Regions from separate parts of the Homo sapiens genome. Here region 1 is linked to region 2. The links are chromatin loops, found by intact Hi-C in ENCODE. Cell type or tissue: CD14-positive monocyte. All regions are shown on one strand. Each heading gives the region's core, and the rest is flanking DNA. Links, peaks and the distances in the headings are about the cores only.

Region 1 (5,386 bases), core at 55-5,054, 53 kb after region 2:
AAACAGGAAAAAGGAAAATAACTTTCTGTTTAACAAAATGGTCAAATGGTGCTGGAAAAATTGGATATCCACATGCAAAATAATCAAGTTGGACCCCTTCCTTACACCATATACAAAAATTAATGCCAAATGCATCACAGACCTAAATGTAAAGCTAAAACTCATAAAACTCCTAAAAGAAAACTCCTAAAAGAGTAAATCTTCATGACCTTGGATTAGGCAATGGTTTTCTTAGCTCTGACACCAAAAGCACAAGCAGAAAAGAAAAAAAATATTAAATTGGACTACATCAAAATTTAAAACTTTTGTATCACAAATCAGTAAAGTGAAAAGACAACCCATAGACTGGTAGAAAATATTTGCAAATCTGCCAGGCATAGTGGCTTATGTCTGTAATTTTGGTACTTTGCAAGGGGGTAAGGTTGGGGCCAGGAGTTTGAGATCAGCCTGGGCAACTTAACAAGACCCTGTCTCAAAACAAACAACAACAAAATAGCTGGGTATGGTGGGCACACCTGTAGTCCCAGCTAATTGGGAGGCTGAGGCAGGAAGATCGCTTTAAGCCCAGAGTCCAAGGCTGCAGTGAGCCATAATCATCGTTATATTCCAGCCCGAGAGACAGAGAGACCCTGTCTCAAAACAAAACAAAAAATTGCAAATCATATATCTAATGAGACTGGTATCCCAAATATGTAACGAATCCTTATATTTCAATAATAAAAAGACAACCCAAAGGCTTTTTTCCAAAGAAGATATACAAATGGGCAATAAGCACATGAAAAGATGTGCAACATCTGTGACATAATTGGAAATAAATATTTGTCCTCCGCCTTGGTTCCTGACACAGAGCCCCTAAAACCCTTTTTATTTCCTGAGTGACGGGGTACTGGAAGCATCTTCTAATATTTAGTCTTTGAACCTGGTTTCTGACATAGAGCTTCTAAATCCCTTGGAATTTCCTGTATAGTCTATGAGTGCCTTTTGGTCTTATGAAGCAGTTCTTGGTGGGCTACTGGATAGCTTCAGGATGGCAACTGGGCATCAGAAAGATCAACCCATAATAAGAGGCCTGGAATATTCAACCCTATTCCCATTTTCTAGGGAAGGGAGAGAGATGGGAGATTGACTTAATAATTATTTGAACATGCCTACGTGATGAAGCCTCCATGCAAATCCTTAAAAGATGGGATTTTGGGAGCTTCTGGTTTGATGAACATAACTATGTGCTAGAAGGGTGGCATACCCCACCTCCAACAGAACCTATTATGTTTGAGACCCTTCCCCTTCAGGACCTCACCCTGTATATCTCTCTTTATCTGGCTGTTCATTTATATCCTTTATAATATCCTTTCACAAACCAGTAAACATAAGTGAATGTTTCCCTGAATTTTGTAAGACATTATAGCAAATTATTTAACTTCGGAGAAGGTTGTAGGAAACCTTGATTTATAACCAGTTGGTCAGAAGTTTGGGAGGTCCAGACTTTTAACTGGCATCTGAGGTGGGGCATCTTGCAGGACTGAGCCCGTTATCCTGTGGGATCTGTTGTAACTCCAGGCAATTAGTGTCAGAATTGAGTTAAATTGTAAGACACCTAATTGATGTCCAGGGAGAAATGGAGAATTGGTTGGTGGGAAAACCCCACACACTTTTAGTGTCAGAAGTGTGTGAGGCTGGGCAAGGTGGCTCACGCCTGTAATCCCAACACTTTGGGAGGCCAAGGCGGGACGATCACCTGAGGTCAGGAGTTCGAGACCAGCCTGGCCAACATGATGAAACCCCGTCTCTACTAAAAATACATAAGTTAGCTGAGTGTGGTGGCATGCCTGTAATCCCAGCTACTCGGGAGGCTGAGGCAGGAGAATCGCTTGAACCCAGGAGGTGGAGGTTGCAGTAAGCAGAGATCATGCCACTGCACTCCAGTCTGTATGACAGAGTGAGACTCAGTCTCGAAAAAAAAAAAAAAAGAAGTGTGTGACTGTACAGAAAAACAGGTTTTTTTCTTCCCCTTTTAACATCATTAGTCATTAGGGAAATGCTAATCAAAACCACAATGAGAAACCATTTCACATCCACTAGGATAGCTATAATAAAATAGCTATAACAAAAAAGACAATTAGTAATAACAGGTGTTGGCAACTATATGGATAAATGGAACTCTCATACATTCCTAGTGGAGATGTAAAGTGGTACAGCTGCTTTGGCACTTCCTTAACATTTTAAACATAAAGTTACCATATGGCCAGCCCAGCAATTCCACTCCTAGGTATACATGCATGAGAAATAAAAACATATATTCACAAAAAACTCATACATTAATGTGCACAGCAGCATTGTTTATAATCGCCAAATAGTAAAAACAACCAAGTGTCCATCACTTGATGGATAAATAAAATGCAATATATTCATACACTGGAATATTAGCCATAAAAAAGAATGAAGCACTTATACATGCTACAGTGTGGATGAACCTTGAAAACATTATGGATAGCAACAGAAGCCAGTCACAAAGACCACTTATTGTAGAATTTATAATTCTATAATAATAATTATATGAAAAGCCCAGAATAGGAAATTTATAGAAGCAGAGAGTAGTGGTAGCTTAGGGCTGGAGGGGTGGTGGGAATGAGGAGTGACTGCTAATAGGTAGGGGGTTTCTTTCTGGGGTGATGAAAATTTTCTGGAACTTAGGGTGACGGTTGAACAACTGTGACTGTATTAAAATCCTTGAATTGTACACTTTTTTAAAAAGGCAAGTCATGTGAAGCAGTGGGAGTAGAGAAGGAACAAAGAAACCTATGACTGGTTGTGATCAGTTAGTTGTAAACTTTAAATGGGTAAATTTTATATTATGCGAATTATATCTCAATAAAGATAATAAAAAAACTACTGACTTTGTCAAGAACTACTGAATAGTGGAAGTGAAAATCAGGCTAGAATGGGTTAATTACTGAGTAGGGGGCAGGGAGGTTTGGCACAGAGGGGAAACAGAGATATGGGGCAGTAACTGATAGGGGATAGGGGAAAGGGAAAGTCTGTTGTTGTTTTAGAATGGTGTAGAATCTGACTGTAGGATGAGGCACATTTCCTTAGTTGGAAAAAGAAGAAAATCAGTACAGATGCAGGTATGTTTTTAGATGTTAGTAGGAAACGACGGGTATTCCCATTTAATGATTTGAGACAACAAATATTTATTGAGGCCTACTATGTACCAGGCACTGTTCTAGTGCTCAGGGTATATATAAACAAAAAAGAAAAAACCCCTGCCCTCTTAGAGCTTACATTCTAAAGAAGGGCTTCTCAATGAAGTATGAGGCAAGATTCATTTTCAAAACTTTCTCACGCATCAGAATCACCTGCAGGGCTTCTTAGCACACAGATTGCTGGGCCCCATCCACAGAGTTTCTGACTCAATAAGCCTGATGTGAGGCCTGTGAATCTTCATATTTAACAAGTTAAATATGAACTCATGCTGCGGGTCTGGGAACCACATTTTGAGAGCCACTAGGTTAAATCACAAACTAGGTCATGAGGGTAGAAAGGAAGGAGGAGGGATGAAGTCAGAGCAGATATGAAATCGTCATATCAGAGAGTAGTAGGACTGTCACACAGTGCTAAGAGACTGTGGGAAGTTTGAGATAATTTTTAAATGAAACCAGTTTTTCTGATGGCATGACTTTTTCATCTATGTTGGCACATGCGTAGGTAGAAAGAACCATTTAGTTCATCAAGTGTCACAAGATTGGCGGTTTATTCGAGGTTCATTTTTGGTTTTTGTTTTATTTGTGTGTTTTTTTTGTTGTTTTGTTTTTTATTTAAGTTTTAGAGAAATGTCTCTGACAAGAAGGATTTGGGGTTTTGCAAGGTAGTACTATAAAGCGAAGAAGAGAAATGGAGATTTGGAATTTTTATTTTTTGAGATAGGGTCTCACTCTATCACCCAGGCTGGAGCACAGTGGCACGATCTTGGCTCACTGCAATTTCCGCCCCCTGCAGATTTGTTATCTTTTTTTTTTAATTCACTTTTTATTTTATTCAATCATCTTTGGCTAGAGATTGCTATCTTTAAAAAAAATTTTTACTTGTTTTTAGAGACAGAGTGTTACTCTGTTTTCCAGGCTGGAGTGCAGTGGCACAATCATAGCTCACTGCAGCCTTGAACTCCTGGGCTCAAGGGATCCTCCCACCTCAACCTCCTGAGTAACTGGGATTACAGAGAGCCACTGCATCAGGCAGAATTGAGTATCTTTTTAAGATACTCAAATCTTTTTTTTTTCTTTTTTTTTATTATTATACTTTAAGTTTTAGGGTACATGTGCACAATGTGCAGGTTAGTTACATATGTATACATGTGCCATGCTGATGCGCTGCACCCACTAACTTGTCATCTAGCATTAGGTATATCTCCCAATGCTATCCCTCCCCCTACCCCCACAAATCTTAAAGAACAGACTTGAGTTGTAAATCAGTGTGGTCTAAATGTAATTAAAGAATTGTAGGTGGGAGTACTTGGGCACAAAATCTAGGGCAGAATGTTGTCGTCTGAGAGCAGGATGCTTGTGTACAAGATTTGTGAGCTGATGCAATTTTTGATAACAAGGTCTAGATGAGTCCAAATAAGTGAGTGGTTCAGGAACATATAAAATGGCAATGCTTACATTCTATGTCTTCAAGGAAAAAAAATTAGAAAATTATTTTATTATTCATCAATATTTCTTTTTCTTTTTTGAGACAGAGCCTTGCTGTGTTGCCCAGACTGGAGTGTAGTGATGCAGTCATACCTCACTGCAGCCTCAAACTCCTGGGCTCAAGCAATCCTCCCACCTCAGCCTCCTGTGGAGCTACGACTACAGGTGCAAGCCACCATGACCCATGCCCCGTTTTTTGTTTTTTAGAGACATAGTCTCACTATGTTGCCCAGGCTAGTCTCGAACTCCTACTCTCAAGCGATCTTCCCGCCTCAGCCTCCCAAAGTACTGGGATTACAGGTGTGAGCCACTGCACCCAGCTATTATTCATCAGTATTTTTCAAATTGCAGTTTATGATCCATTAGTGGGTAATGAAATTAATGTATGAATTATGACCAGCATTTTTTTTTTTTTTTTTTGAGACGAAGTCTCGGTCTTGTCCCCCAGGCTGGAGTGCAATGGCGCGATCTTGGCTCACTGCAACCTCCACCTCCCAGGTTCAAGCGATTCTCCTGCCTCACTCCCCCGAGTAGCTGGGATTACAGGTGCCTGCCACCACGCCCAGCTAATTTTTGTATTTTTAGTAGAGATGGGGTTTCACTATGTTGGCCAGGCTGGACTCGAACTCCTGACCTCAGGTGATCTGCCCGCCTCGGCCTCCCAAAGTGCTGGGATTACAGGTGTGAGCCACCATGCC
Region 2 (5,386 bases), core at 132-5,131:
TTGAATCTTGAGAATATACACCATTGCTTCTTGTTCCCTTTTTAAGCTGTCCCCAGATTGTCCCCAGGAGGACAAAATGAGACAATTCCTGTCATCTTTTAATTGTGGGTGTCTATTACACATTTTGTTTTTTTCTCCTTTATTTTTCCTTTGTGTTTGCTTATACCTGACTCAGATCACAAATTCTCTGAAGACAGAGATTTGTTCACAACCCAGCACATCTTTATCACTTAAATAACACATTTGGTAAGATTATTTAAAGACTTGGGAAGGAAAATACTGCCCTTGTTATATGCTTTTAAATTTTAAATTTTTTATTTATTTTTTAATCATAGATACACATTCCAGTTTTCCTGATGGTGAACAAATAGGCCCTGAAGATCTCAGCTTCAATACAGATGAAAATAGTGGAAGGTAATTGCCAAATCAAGAGAACTGACTTGCAAGCTACCTTGACCCTGAATTTTGCTGTAGTTGGTGCTCAAATTTGTCATCAGTCAGATAATCAGATTTGGTCTTATTTCTTCATTATCTCGACCTGAAATAGTAATTTGGAAACTGTTGGAAGGTGGCACAGTTTAGTCTAAGACAGCAGTAGTACATGGGAAAAACAGTATGGGAAGAGTTCTTTGTAATGTAAGGAAATAACAATGTAGTTCTCTATTAATTTAGCAAATTTGTACATTCACAAAAGGCAGTTTGTCTACTACAGCAGAAGGCTGGTTAACTGCCAGAAAATGTACCTCCAGGCCCTGCATGCCGTCAGTAACCCGCCCGGCATTGGTGCTCTACTGTCTTTGGCTAGAGCTTAGTTGTGTTTAAATAATCATCTTTATATTTGGGGTTTTAATTACAGTTCCATTAGTGCCTGTAGATTAGTGAACAGAAAATTGCTTTGGAAGAGATTCTGCCCTGTAGACACTATGTGAATAACTGAAGTAACACTAGACTGAATCTCCTTTTTGGAGTATGTATCTTCTCTCACTTGTTCAAGTACAGGCACACTGTTCAACCGCATGGTATCTTTCTGTTGTGTGACTTCTACAAATGTAATTTTAAATGAAATTAAGTTAACATGGATTCATTACGTTCCTGGCCCTGTAGACACGTGTAAGATTATTTAAAATTCTTTCATTTTTTTCTGCCTCTTACTATACGACTGTAGTGCAACAAATATTTTAAAGCCCCCTTTTCTTCTTTATTTTCATTAGTTGTACATTGATTTCAGTGTCAACACATTTAAAGATTCATTCATGTTGCACAGTGGCTTACATGAACGTGAAACTGTGATATAAGGTTTTCTTTCATACTCATAATTAGCCCAAAACAGTTGCCAAACTTTGCCATTGTGCTCCTGCATTTGTGTTTGAGCTGCTATATATTTGTGGAAATTACACTGAAAGTTGACTAAGAGACTATTGAAAAAGCATGAATAATTAAATATACATGTGAGAGACATCTCATCTGCTGTATTTTACTTAGTGAATATTGTTCACTCTTCCGTGTCTGATGTCTTGCTGAATGCTGTGACTCATAGTTTACTTTTGTTCAAAATAGTTTGCACTTTTTGTTAATAAAATCAACTTGAGAAAATATGCCTCTGCTGTTTATTAAATTGGGACCAGAAACCCCTTCTTTTCTACTCATTGCCTCATTAGTAGTGTAGAGAAGATCCAAACATTTGATTAGTTTGTGTTTAGTCTAATGGCGAGGAGTGATGCCTAGCATCGATCCCAGTCATTCTAAAATTAGAATAAACCTGAAAGGCCAAAAGATTTCTTCAGAGATGATAGCTTTTAGTTCAGACCTGTTTGCTTTTAGGACAGGAAAGTAGTTTCCCCCTCGTTTCCAAGCCACCTTATATACTAAAGCTGCTCTGAGTTCCTTGGTGATGTCGGGAACACCGCTGTTTTCCCTCTTCCTTGATGTAGTCTGCTATGCTAAATTTTAGGTAGCAGAGAGGGAAGGAAGAGGCACAGGAGAAGAACCAGTTGCTCCACTCTCTGCTTGTCCTACTTTCTTGCTCTTTCTGTACCCTGATAGAGCCCTCAGCATGTTTTTTTATTTTTATTTTTGTAACCTTTCCTTTTTTGCTGAAGAACAGTCTGCTGTTACCTTGCTTCTGTATTTAGTATTTTATCTCAAGTTCATTCCTGGAAAATCTCTCCTGAATAGAGTTTTCTTAGGGCTAGAGATACATTAATGCTTGTGTTGTCTGTGAACGTGTCCTTTCTGGACAACTTTAACTACTTGTGTCATTGATCTTTAAGTAACCTTTGAGGTAGATGAGTTGTGTATCAAACCTGTTTGGCCATGGAGCCTTAGGTTCAGGGAGGTTGTATGATTCTCTTCAGGTTCAAAACCACTGGCAGGGATGGGGTGAACTGCTGGTCTAGTGCCTTTTCCACTTTATCTCACTTGCAGCAGACCCAACATTCTGATACCTAATAATTTAAAACCTAAAGATTATTCTTTTTTTTTAGCTTTTAATTTTGAGATAATTTCAGGTTTGCAAAAGAGTTGAAAAAATTGTGCAAGAGTTTCCGTATACCCTCTGCCCAGCTTCTCCTTTTGTTAATGCCTTACATAATCACAGAACAGTGATCAAAACTAAGAAGTTAATCCTGGTTGCAATATTGTTTACCAAACTACAGAATTTGTTCAGATCGCACCAGTTATTTCACAAATGTTCTTTTTCTGTTCTAGGATCCGGTCTAGGATCCCACATTGTATTTTGTTACCATGTTTCCTCAGGATCCTTCAGTATATGACAGCTCTTCCGCCTTTCCTTGCTTTCATGACCTTGATATTTTTGAAGAGGATGTGTTATTTTATTAAATGTTCTTCTTATTTGGGTTTGACAGATGCTTTCCTATATTAAATTGAGGTTATGCATTATTGGGAAGGCCCTTAGTGCATCACATCAGGGGGGATATGATGTTGATATATAAATATACATATATATACATACATACACACACACACACACACACACACACACATATATATATACTTTTTTTTTTTTTTTGATGGAGTCTCACTCTGTTGCTCAGGCTAGAATGCAGTGGCACCAGCTTGGCTCACTGCAGCCTCTGCTTCCCAGGCTCAAGTGATCCTCCCACCTAAGCCTCCTGAGTAGGTGTCCACCAACACACCTGGCTAATTTTTCTATTTTTTGTGGAGATGGGGTTTCACTCCAGGCTGGCCTCCAACTCCTGAGCTCAAAGTGATCCCCCTGCCTCAGCCTCCCAAAGTGGTAGGTTGATTGCAGGCTAGATTGCAGGTGCGATGCTGGCCTGATACTGATTTTTTTTTTTTTTTTTTTGAGACAGGTTCTCACTCTGTCGGCCAGGCTGGAGTGCAGTGGCATGATCTCAGCTGACTGCAACCTCTGCCTCCCTGATTCAAGCCATTCTCCTGCTTCAGCCTCCCAAATAGCTGGGATTACAGGCATGCACCACCACGCCCGGCTAATTTTTGTATTTTAGTAGAGATGGGGTTTCACCATGTTGGCTAGGCTGGTCTCGAACTCTGACATCAAGTGATCCACCCGCCTCGGCCTCCCAAAGTGCTGGATTAGAAGCATGAGCCACTGTGCCCGCCCAGCCCTGATGTTGATACTTTTTTATTGGTGAACTTAACCTTGAGATTACTTGGTTAAGATGGTGTCTGTGAGGATTTCCTACTATAGATTTACGTTTTCCCCCTTTGTAATTACTAAATATTTGGGGCAGATACTTTGAAACTATGCAGATACCTTGTTTCTATTAATTATTATTATTATTTTTTTTTGGAAGACAGGGTCTGGCTTTGTTACCCATGCTGTAGTGGTGCGATGTTGGCTCATACAGCCTCAACCCCCTGGGCTTAAGCGATCCTCCCACTTCAGCCTCCTAAGTAGCTGGGACTACAGGCATGCGCAGTCACACTGGGATAATTTTTGTATTTTTTATAGAGATGGAGTTCTTGAGTTCTTGGGTTCAAGTGACCCTCCCGTCTCAGCCTCCAAAAGTGCTGCGATAGAGGCATGTGCCACTGCGCCCAGCCAAAACTCTTGCTTACGAATTTTAGCACCTAGTAGTCGATCTTGCCTATGGGAATTATTACTGTAATGTTTTAATGGTACTTTTCTAATTCACTAATTTCTTCTATGTTTTTTGTTAGAATGCTGTGAGGAAAAGTCCCTTCTTCCCCATTTTTGTAATTTCAGCTACTTATTTATATCAGCTACTTTATATATCTATATATGATGGATATTTATTTTTGAGTTATGACTCAATACTGTTAATATTTTGTAGCTTGGCTTGTTCTAATTTTAGCCATTGGAAACTCTTCCAGATTGGCTCCTGTGCCCTTTTCATATGTCTCATTCTTCTTTTTTTTTTTTTTTAAGCATTTCTTTGCTTTCTGACATCACAAGATGCCTACCCCAGCCATGGAATTAACCACTTCCTAAGGAACCATGGTTCTTTTTATTGGAGAATGCTATCTAGAAACAAAGATTTGGATGCCACATATTTATTATTATTAGACTGTCACTGCTTCTAGTCCCACTCAATGGATAGATAGAAAATGTAAATTGGCTGGGTGTGGTGGTGCACACCTGTGGTCCCGGCTACTTGGGAGGCTGAGGTGGGAGGATCACTTGAGCTTGGGAGGTAGAGGTTGCAGTGAGCCAAAATCGTGCTACTGCACTTCAGCCTGCGTGACAGAGTGAGACACTGTCTCAAAAAAAAGAAAATGTATGGCCGGGCACAGTGGCTCATGCCTGTAATCCCAGTACTTTGGGAGGCTGAGGCAGGTGGATCACCTGAGGTCGGGAGTTCGAGACCAACCTGACCAACATGGAGAAACCCCATCTGTACTAAAAATACAAAATTAGCTGGCTGTGATGGCGCATGCCTGTAATCCCAGCTACTCAGGAGGCTGAGGCAGGAGAATCGCTTAAACCCGTGAGGCGGAGGTTGCAGTGAGCCGAGATCGTGCCATTTGCACTCCAGCCTGGGCAACAAGAGCGAAACTCTGTCTCAAAAAAAAAAAAAAAGAAAGAAAGAAAATGTATATAGACAGCTGTTCCTTAGCATCTGTGAGGGATTGGTTCCAAGACTCCCTGTGGATACCAAAGTCCACAGATGCTCAAGTCCCCTATATAAAACGGTATAGTGTTTGCATATAACCTGTGCACATCCTCCTGGATACTTTGTTTTGGGTTTTGAGACGGTCTCATTCTGTTGCCCAGGCTAGGGTGCAGCTGTGCATAGCTTACTGCAGCTATGAAGTCTTAGGCTCAAGCAATCCTCCCACCTCAGCCTCTCAGGTAGCTGGGACTACAGGTGTGAGCCACCACGCCTGATCTCCCAGATACTTTAAATCATCTCTGGATTAC

Evidence for each region. Hi-C counts contacts between places; a loop is a spot of excess contacts. Peaks named below come from ENCODE experiments on the same cell type or tissue, not always from the same donor. Only the 100,000 strongest peaks of a DNase experiment are listed, where the experiment ranks them.
Region 1: it touches region 2 in a loop (2.2-fold over the local background); 4 of 110 quality-filtered maps call a loop at or near these places.

What each region holds. Positions count from the first base shown.
Region 1 is chr17:58,941,728-58,947,113 of GRCh38, reverse strand. All of the region lies in intron 1 of PPM1E (protein phosphatase, Mg2+/Mn2+ dependent 1E), which reads right to left. Among named protein-coding and RNA genes, the nearest start is that of TRIM37, 160 kb to the left of the region's middle. In CD14-positive monocyte, for the core only: no CTCF peak of the experiment used is centred there; a DNase peak (open chromatin) is centred at 2,003; H3K4me3 peaks cover 367 bases; H3K27ac peaks cover 1,289 bases.
Region 2 is chr17:58,994,409-58,999,794 of GRCh38, reverse strand. It overlaps TRIM37 (tripartite motif containing 37), which reads left to right. Exons shown (of 24, transcript NM_015294.6): 24 at 336-1,593. The coding sequence ends at 418. Among named protein-coding and RNA genes, the nearest start is that of TRIM37, 110 kb to the left of the region's middle. In CD14-positive monocyte, for the core only: no CTCF peak of the experiment used is centred there; a DNase peak (open chromatin) is centred at 2,564; H3K4me3 peaks cover 1,978 bases; H3K27ac peaks cover 4,631 bases.